Regions from separate parts of the Homo sapiens genome. Here region 2 is linked to region 1. The links are chromatin contacts, found by Hi-C or POLR2A ChIA-PET in ENCODE. All regions are on one chromosome and are shown on one strand. The core of a region is the stretch at or near the end of the contact, and the rest is flanking DNA. Distances in the headings are between cores, read along the strand shown.

Region 1 (3,514 bases), core at 266-2,765:
ATATCCCCAAGAAATGATACTAATTAATAAAATGAAGTTGCCAAGCAATACTTGTAGTATGATCTTATTTTTTCTTAAGAAATCCAAAACATATTTTTTTTTTGAGAGACTCTGTCGCCCAGGCTGGAGTACAGTGGCACAATCTCGGCTCACTGCAAGCTCCGCCTCCCAGGTTCATGCCATTCTCCTGCCTCAGTCTCCTGAGTAGCTGGGACTACAGGCGCCCACCACCATGCCTGGCTAATTTTTTGTATTTTTAGTAGAGACGGGGTTTCACTGTGTTAGCCAGGATGGCCTCGATCTCCTGACCTCGTGATCTGCCCGCCTCGGCCTCCCAAAGTGCTGGGATTACAGGCGTGAGCCACCGTGCCCGGCCTAAGAAATCCAAAACATATTTCTACATGTAAATGCCAAGGTATGTACACACATATAACAGGCACAGAAGATTACACACCAGCCGCCAATGTTCACTAGCTCTGAGGAGGAGTGTAACAAGCCCCTCAGGGACCAGCGGTGTAACTCCAGATGAAGAAACAGGTAGAATTTTAGAACAACCACATGGGAGAGAAAAGTAGGATTTTCATGAAATCCTCCCATTTTTGCACAGCACAGAACTAACTGGCTTTCTGAGACTAGGGCTTCCTAATGACAAAGAGAGAGAAACATACTGAAATCAAGAAAGAGATCAAAGATGATTAAGAGAACACAGTAATTCTGGAGATTGAAGAAGCCAGCATACATATTATAGAGATGCTCTAGATTCTCGGTGACCTGGGAATTAAGGTGTCACAAAACACCTGCTCAAGGAAGACTTACCAGAGGTTCCCAAAGTATGGTCCTGGACAGGTGGTGTCATCGCCAGGAAAGTTAGAAATGTTATAATGCAAATTCACAGACCCTGACCCAGACTTATTGAATCAGAAACTTGGGTGTGGGGCCCAGCAAGGTTTTAACGAGCCTTGCAGGGATTTGATGTTCACTTAGGTTTGACAAACACAACTTCAGACGGGTGCTTCTAAAGTTAAACACATGCGAATCACCTGGGAGAGTGTGAAACAGCGCGTTCCGATTCAGCAGGAAAGCCGGGGAGCCTGAGGTTCCGCATTCTCACAAACTCCCAGGTGATCCTGCTGCTGCTGCTTCTCAGCCGCACGCTGAGTCACTTTTGAAAGAAGATGGAGTGAGCATTTAATGACTGGAAGGCTTCACAAGGAAATAGTCCAGGAAAACACAAATAGCAGCATCAGTTTATCTCCACTGGCATTTCGAAGAATAGGAGCAAAAAAAATGCCGCTCTCTTTCAGTGGCGTGTTGCCTGGTGTTCTGTGGATGCTTTCACCAACAGCAATATCTGTGCATGTCTATAACTGAAAGCTGCAAGCATTACTTGCTACCCCTAATTTTTGTTAACCACTTCTCTTTGCAGATGCAGAAGCTGAGGCTAGCACACAGACCTATTTTTGTTCCAATGTCACAGAGGCCTTGGACAGACTGAGTTGGCAAGTCTCCTGACTGCGTGGCTGGAGCGCTTCTGCAGGGCCCTTGAGGCTGTTTTCGTCAAGCCACAGTGGGAAGTAGTGACAGAGCACATGAGATTGACATTGCTGTGGCTCAGTCATCAAAACTGGACCAGCTCAGTCTCCAGGCTCACTGGTGAATAATAGGAATCTTTGTCGTCCTTTCCATCAGAAAGCATATTACTTAAAACCCCTTGCTAACTCACAGGGTGAGCTGTCCTGTCACACATCATCATATGGAATGGAAACTAGCAACTGAATATAGCAACACTCAGACTGATAACTTGCTCCACGGATAACTTGTTTGTTTACCGACTCTGGGGATGGAGAAAGACACATTACTCAAATAACAAATGCCATTTCCCCTGCACACCCTGGAAAGAGTGCTGCACCTGCAGCCTGTGGTTTAACTGTAGCAATGCAGGTGAGCAACTCAAGTGCATTTCTGTGATGGCAAACAGCAAGGTGGGCATAGTGAGTAGTGAGTTTCCTGGCTTATGGGGAGCAATCAGAATTATGGCCTGAATGCAACACTCAGCAAACTCAGACTGAGATGTTTACAGGCCAGCCCAGCCCAGGAGGAGGAAGGGGCTTTTATTCCTAAATCAAGAAGTGTCCAGAAAAAGGGAAATAAGGCTTAGGTGTGTTATGCTGAATTTTGGGCACCTGTCCCCACCAATAACTTGGCATCCTGAAAATGCTACAGCAGGACTCCAAGGGCCAAGAATGCCTGTTCTCTACACAGCTGAGGGATGGCCAGTGGCCTCATTGCAGAGCTGCCACTCAAAAACTGAAAGATGCCAAAAGGGAAGAGCTTGCTCCATGGATAACTTGTTTGTTTACCGACTCTGGGGATGGAGAGAGACACATTACTCAAATAACAAATGCCATTTCCCCTGCACACCCTGGAAAGAGTGCTGCACCTGCAGCCTGTGGTTTAACTGTAGCAATGCAGGTGAGCAACTCAAGTGCATTTCTGTGATGGCAAACAGCAAGGTGGGCATAGTGAGTAGTGAGTTTCCTGGCTTATGGGGAGCAATCAGAATTATGGCCTGAATGCATTGGCACAACTCTGCCTGCAGTCCAGGAAGCTTTTCTGTTGTAAAGGTCTCCTTTCTAGACCACCTTTGAAGTCATAAATTAGCTGAAGTGGAGTTGGTGTGCACTTGCTGGATCTGGTGGTGTGTGCTTGGATGCCTAAACAAGAGGAGTTGCCACTACTCATTTTAGCCAAAGACTCAGCCAGAATCCTATGCTTTAGTGGGACTGGGAATGTGATGGTGAGAGGGAGGTAAGAGGATGAGTCTTGCACAAGCTAGACTCATTAGTCACATCTTTCCCAACCTTTGATGTGCCTGGTAAATGATGTCCGCCCAAGTGCTGTGAGGGCTTGTCTTCAACAGGAGCCCAGATCTGCTGCTGCAGGAGGGGAGATGAGGAGCCTTGCAGCCCTAAGGGAAGGTGCTGAATACCACTCTCTCTCTCTCTCTCTCTCTCTCTCTCTCTCTCTCTCTCTCTGTGTGTGTGTGTGTGTGTGTGTGTGTGTGTGTGTGTGAAAGCACCCACTGTTCAGATTCAGATAAACACGTTTCAGCTCTAGCACACCCACGAGTACCTGTTCTCCTCCCTTGCACAACAGCAGCTTACAGAACAGAGAACAAAACTTGAACTGTCATAAACTGTGCTCTGAGGGGAGGAAAAGGCTGGCTGACAGTGGGAGCTACTCCTGCTCAGAAATGAAGGGGAGGGACTCTGTTTTCTTCTGAATATAAAACCCTAGTGAATTTCCAATAATGCTGGGTGATGACAGGAAGGCATCAAAGCCCTAAAGGCTGGTAACCGAGCTGCCAAGCCAGGCTCTCCACATGCCGACATTAAGAGCAGTGGCAAGGCATTAGCATCTATCCTGCCCCTGCCAGGCCCTGTCTTTATCTCCACTTTCCTCCCTTCCCTTTTTCTGCTGCTTCCTCTTCTCTCTTGTTTCCTCTCCCCTTTCT
Region 2 (3,514 bases), core at 714-3,213, 62 kb before region 1:
TCTGCCTCCAAGCCCACGCTCTGACCCACCACACTCTTCTGCAACCCAAGAGGTCATATTCACCCCCATTTTCCAGATGAAGAAACTGGGCTGAGATGTGGAGCAAGTAATGGCTGGAGCTGGACTGTGCGTTGCTGTCTGTTGGAATCACCTCTAAGAGTCTGCTTCCCTGGGGAGGAGGACAAGCCTGATGGGAGGCAGAGGGACCAGAGGCCAAGGGGGAGGATGTGTGCAGGGCACACCCTGCCCTCCATCTCTGGAGAGGTCTTCATGGAGCAGTGGCTTTTGGAGATCTGGCTGGTAACAAGGGAGGGTCCCCTCCAGCACCTAGCCCGGAACCCTAGGGCAAGAGACAGGGGTGTAGTGAGGGGACCCTAGAAGCCTCAGGCATCTCAGTGCCTCGTTGCTCCCATTATAGTAAGGAAAGAACAGCACACCTGGGTCAGAGTATATTCAGCTTAGAAGGGACCTTGAGGGTCACAGAGTCCAGTGCTCCATCCAAAGGTTACAGGCTGAAAGACACTGGGTGGGTGAGTGTGTGGGTCACCCAGGCATTAGTGGGAGACACTCAGAATTATTGGATTTTTTGGAGAATAGTGTAATCATAGGAGCGCTTCCCCTTGGCCATCTCAAAGGCCAGAAGGGAAGCCTAAGCTTTAGCACCTGACCACGCTGTGCTCTCCAAGCCACTGATCACAGCCTCCCATTCCACACTTCCTCTTACACCATCTGTTCATGAGATCTGTCCAGACATCCAGGCTGATCCATGAAGAATGAATGTCTTCAGCCTCTGTGTCTCAACCTGGCTGTCACTTAGTCTGGATGGCCTGCCCAGAGGGAACCAAGCCCTGTGCCCAGAGCATGTGGGAGAGATGTGGAGAGTCAGTGAAGGTCAGGGCCTTGTGCTTGCCCAAAGCCTTGCTGGGCACCTCTTGCCCTACCCTTCTGCACTTCGGGGAGTCAACAGGCAGTGAGCCTTATCCCTCTGGGGCTTGAGGCAGAGAGGGGCACAGCAGCTGTTGCACAGGCTGGTGCAAGATTCCCTGCTTCTTCTCAGCTCCACTTTACCCTCTTCTGTAGAGACTTGCCTGCGTTCACTCCCATCCCACACAGAACTGGTGATCTCTCTGGTCCAAGTCACTAAACAGACACATCAAGGAGGCAACAGCTTGAAACTGAGGTCAGAAAAAAGTGTGCATGCACGCACACACATTCGTGCACACACATGCATATGCATGCACACACATGCATATGCACGCACACATGCACTCAGCCACCAACGCAGGACTGTGGAGACAGGCATCTCTGCCAGGGCGCTAGCAAACAGCAAACTCCATGGCCTAGAATCTGCTTTCTTTGCTTTATCTGCCCCTCTGTGAAAGAACCAATGACAACTGGCCCAAGGACAGAGCAGGAGGTAAAGCTGGGGATCCTGAGTAATCCACATCCTGGCCCAACAGCCCGTGAAGCATCGAGCACTTGATTGTTTAAACCAAGAAGGTGCCTGTACAACCTTTCTTGGGCTAACACAGGTAGGAATTTTAAAACCCAGGCTCCCATTTAGAGTCAAGTGGTGTGGTTAAGGCAGTGTAAAAGTGCTGTATGGCTCTTAGCAGTTCCTTCCTTGTTTCATTTCATTTTGTCCCCTCCATGTTTAACTTCCATTTGAAATCTTGAATCAGCTGACAGGTGAGGGAAGCTCCAAAGGAGAAGGGCAGTGAGTCTATCACTAGACCAAGTGGTCCCTGAGGAGGAGAGGGAAAGATGAAAGACCAGGCATCTGAATGATGTGCAACTACCTTGGATCGGGAGTAGCAGGGGAGGAGTTCCCAAAGAATGACCCAGAGGGGGACCATCCAGCTTCCACACAGGCACGATGTCTGTCCTGGCACAGCCCTTCCTCCTAGCTCATCTGCAGCTCCTCAAAGTCACTTTCCCAAGAAGGACGTGGCCGTCGGGGACAGAAATAGCACATCTCTGCTGGTGCTGAAATGATGATCAGCTTGGCATTGGAAATCTGCCAGGCAGGAACAGGAATGGGGCTTAAATTATTCACACCAGATCTTTTTTAGCAAAGCCTGCATGAGAGAGATAATTCAGGCCATCTGAGCCTATGGTCAATGACCAGAACAGAGGCCACCTAGATCAAAAGAAAGGGATATTTTTAGAGTTGTGAATGGGGGCTCTGAAAACTTCTATATTTTAAGCCAAATGAAGATCATGGTGGATGATTCAGACTAAACTGGGTCTTTATTGGGAGTTCTTTTCTATTTAGGGGATGGATAAAAAAGTAAGAAGTTCTAAAAACCAATTTCTAAAACAAGGGGATCCAGAATTGCCACACCTCCATCCAACAGGCCAAGACGTGGTCAACCAGGGCACTAAAGTCCACAATCAAAGGTGAAAATATATGGGCTCGGGTTCAAAAGCTGGTTTTCGAGTACCTTGCCTAGCTTGCTCTGGGACCTCGGGTAAGTCACTCAGCTTCTGCCTGCCTCCTTGTGTTGCCATTTTATACAGGATGATGTGTGAGGATAACGAAGAAGTATTTTCAGGTCCTGGGAAGCAAGTCACCACATTATAAAAAGATGGTAAAAATGTGGCTCTAATGAACATTCACATCACTATTGCCGTCACCATGACCAAGCTCCCTTAAGAAGGAACCTAAATAAATAAGAGTTATTCTGAGGGCCATGGCTCCCAGGGCCCTGCAGCCTGAGCTGGGCCACATCCTCTGAAGTAGCTGGCGCTGGTGGGAAGTTCAGGGTGAGGAGAGCCTGAGTCCCCATGCCTGGAAACTGGACTGTGTCCTCCCTGGCTCGTTTCTTACCTACACATTCTGTTATGTTGCTCCATCAGCCACCCAGCTCCAAGGTGGGCCTTGCCTCATCTGTTTGGTGGCTCTTTAACCTTTGAGTCAGCTGCCCCCACCATTCTATAGCCAGGACTTGGGGAACCCCGACCCCTCTCCAGCATGAGTCCTTTCCTCATCCAGCGTGGCTTATGCAGTGCAGGCAGGGGAATGGACCAGGGGACCTCAGAACCCTGAAGGCTCCTTGGGAAGCAGGATGCAAACATCCTGAAGAGCTGACCGCTCAAGAGACTCATAGGGTTTGTGTTGACATCCATCCTTCTCGGGATGCAGCGGGTGTACCTGATCACCACAATCCAGCAGCATTGTCTTGATGGGGTGGTTCTATGGCCAATTAGCTTCCACCACCACCTCCCTCCGATTTTCTGCAGTGGATGTTCCATATTGCATTGATGGGACTGCCTAATTCATCAACATCAACAAGCATTTCCAGCACATTCCTGGCATGTCCTGCTCTGCTGGGCACAAGGCAGGGTGAGAAGGGGAGGAGGGAAAAAGGGACTCTGACCCAGTTCTAGGCTTAGAGTCTAGTGAGGAACATGAGGCGCCTGTATTAAAAGGCAAAGGACCATGCGGGCAGTTTAAATTTGTATTGGATTTGGTCAGAGGCTCTGACCTCTCTGGGCTTTCCCTAACTTCCAG

What was found. A loop is a pair of places that touch in the nucleus more often than their neighbours do. ChIA-PET counts read pairs that join two places held with the same protein, here RNA polymerase II (POLR2A). Pooled maps may share reads with other maps.
Region 2: a pooled map shows a loop between it and region 1 (2.1-fold over the local background). The contact joins two enhancer-like sites. A Hi-C loop is called at or near these places in 3 of 168 maps with a recorded cell type or tissue (endothelial cell of hepatic sinusoid, heart left ventricle and left lung) and 1 of 50 pooled maps. POLR2A ChIA-PET finds 5 or more read pairs at or near these places in 2 of 52 experiments (PC-9 and activated T-cell).

The regions. Positions count from the first base shown.
Region 1 is chr12:31,028,581-31,032,094 of GRCh38, forward strand. All of the region lies in intron 2 of DDX11-AS1 (DDX11 antisense RNA 1), which reads right to left. Among named protein-coding and RNA genes, the nearest start is that of TSPAN11-AS1, 24 kb to the left of the region's middle. RefSeq lists a silencer at 206-435. Within about 2 kb of position 1,516, at least 5 of the 41 ENCODE cell types and tissues checked have a DNase peak (open chromatin) inside an H3K27ac peak, as active enhancers do.
Region 2 is chr12:30,966,459-30,969,972 of GRCh38, forward strand. The region is part of intron 3 of TSPAN11 (tetraspanin 11); the gene reads left to right. Among named protein-coding and RNA genes, the nearest start is that of TSPAN11-AS1, 38 kb to the right of the region's middle. Within about 2 kb of position 1,964, at least 2 of the 41 ENCODE cell types and tissues checked have a DNase peak (open chromatin) inside an H3K27ac peak, as active enhancers do.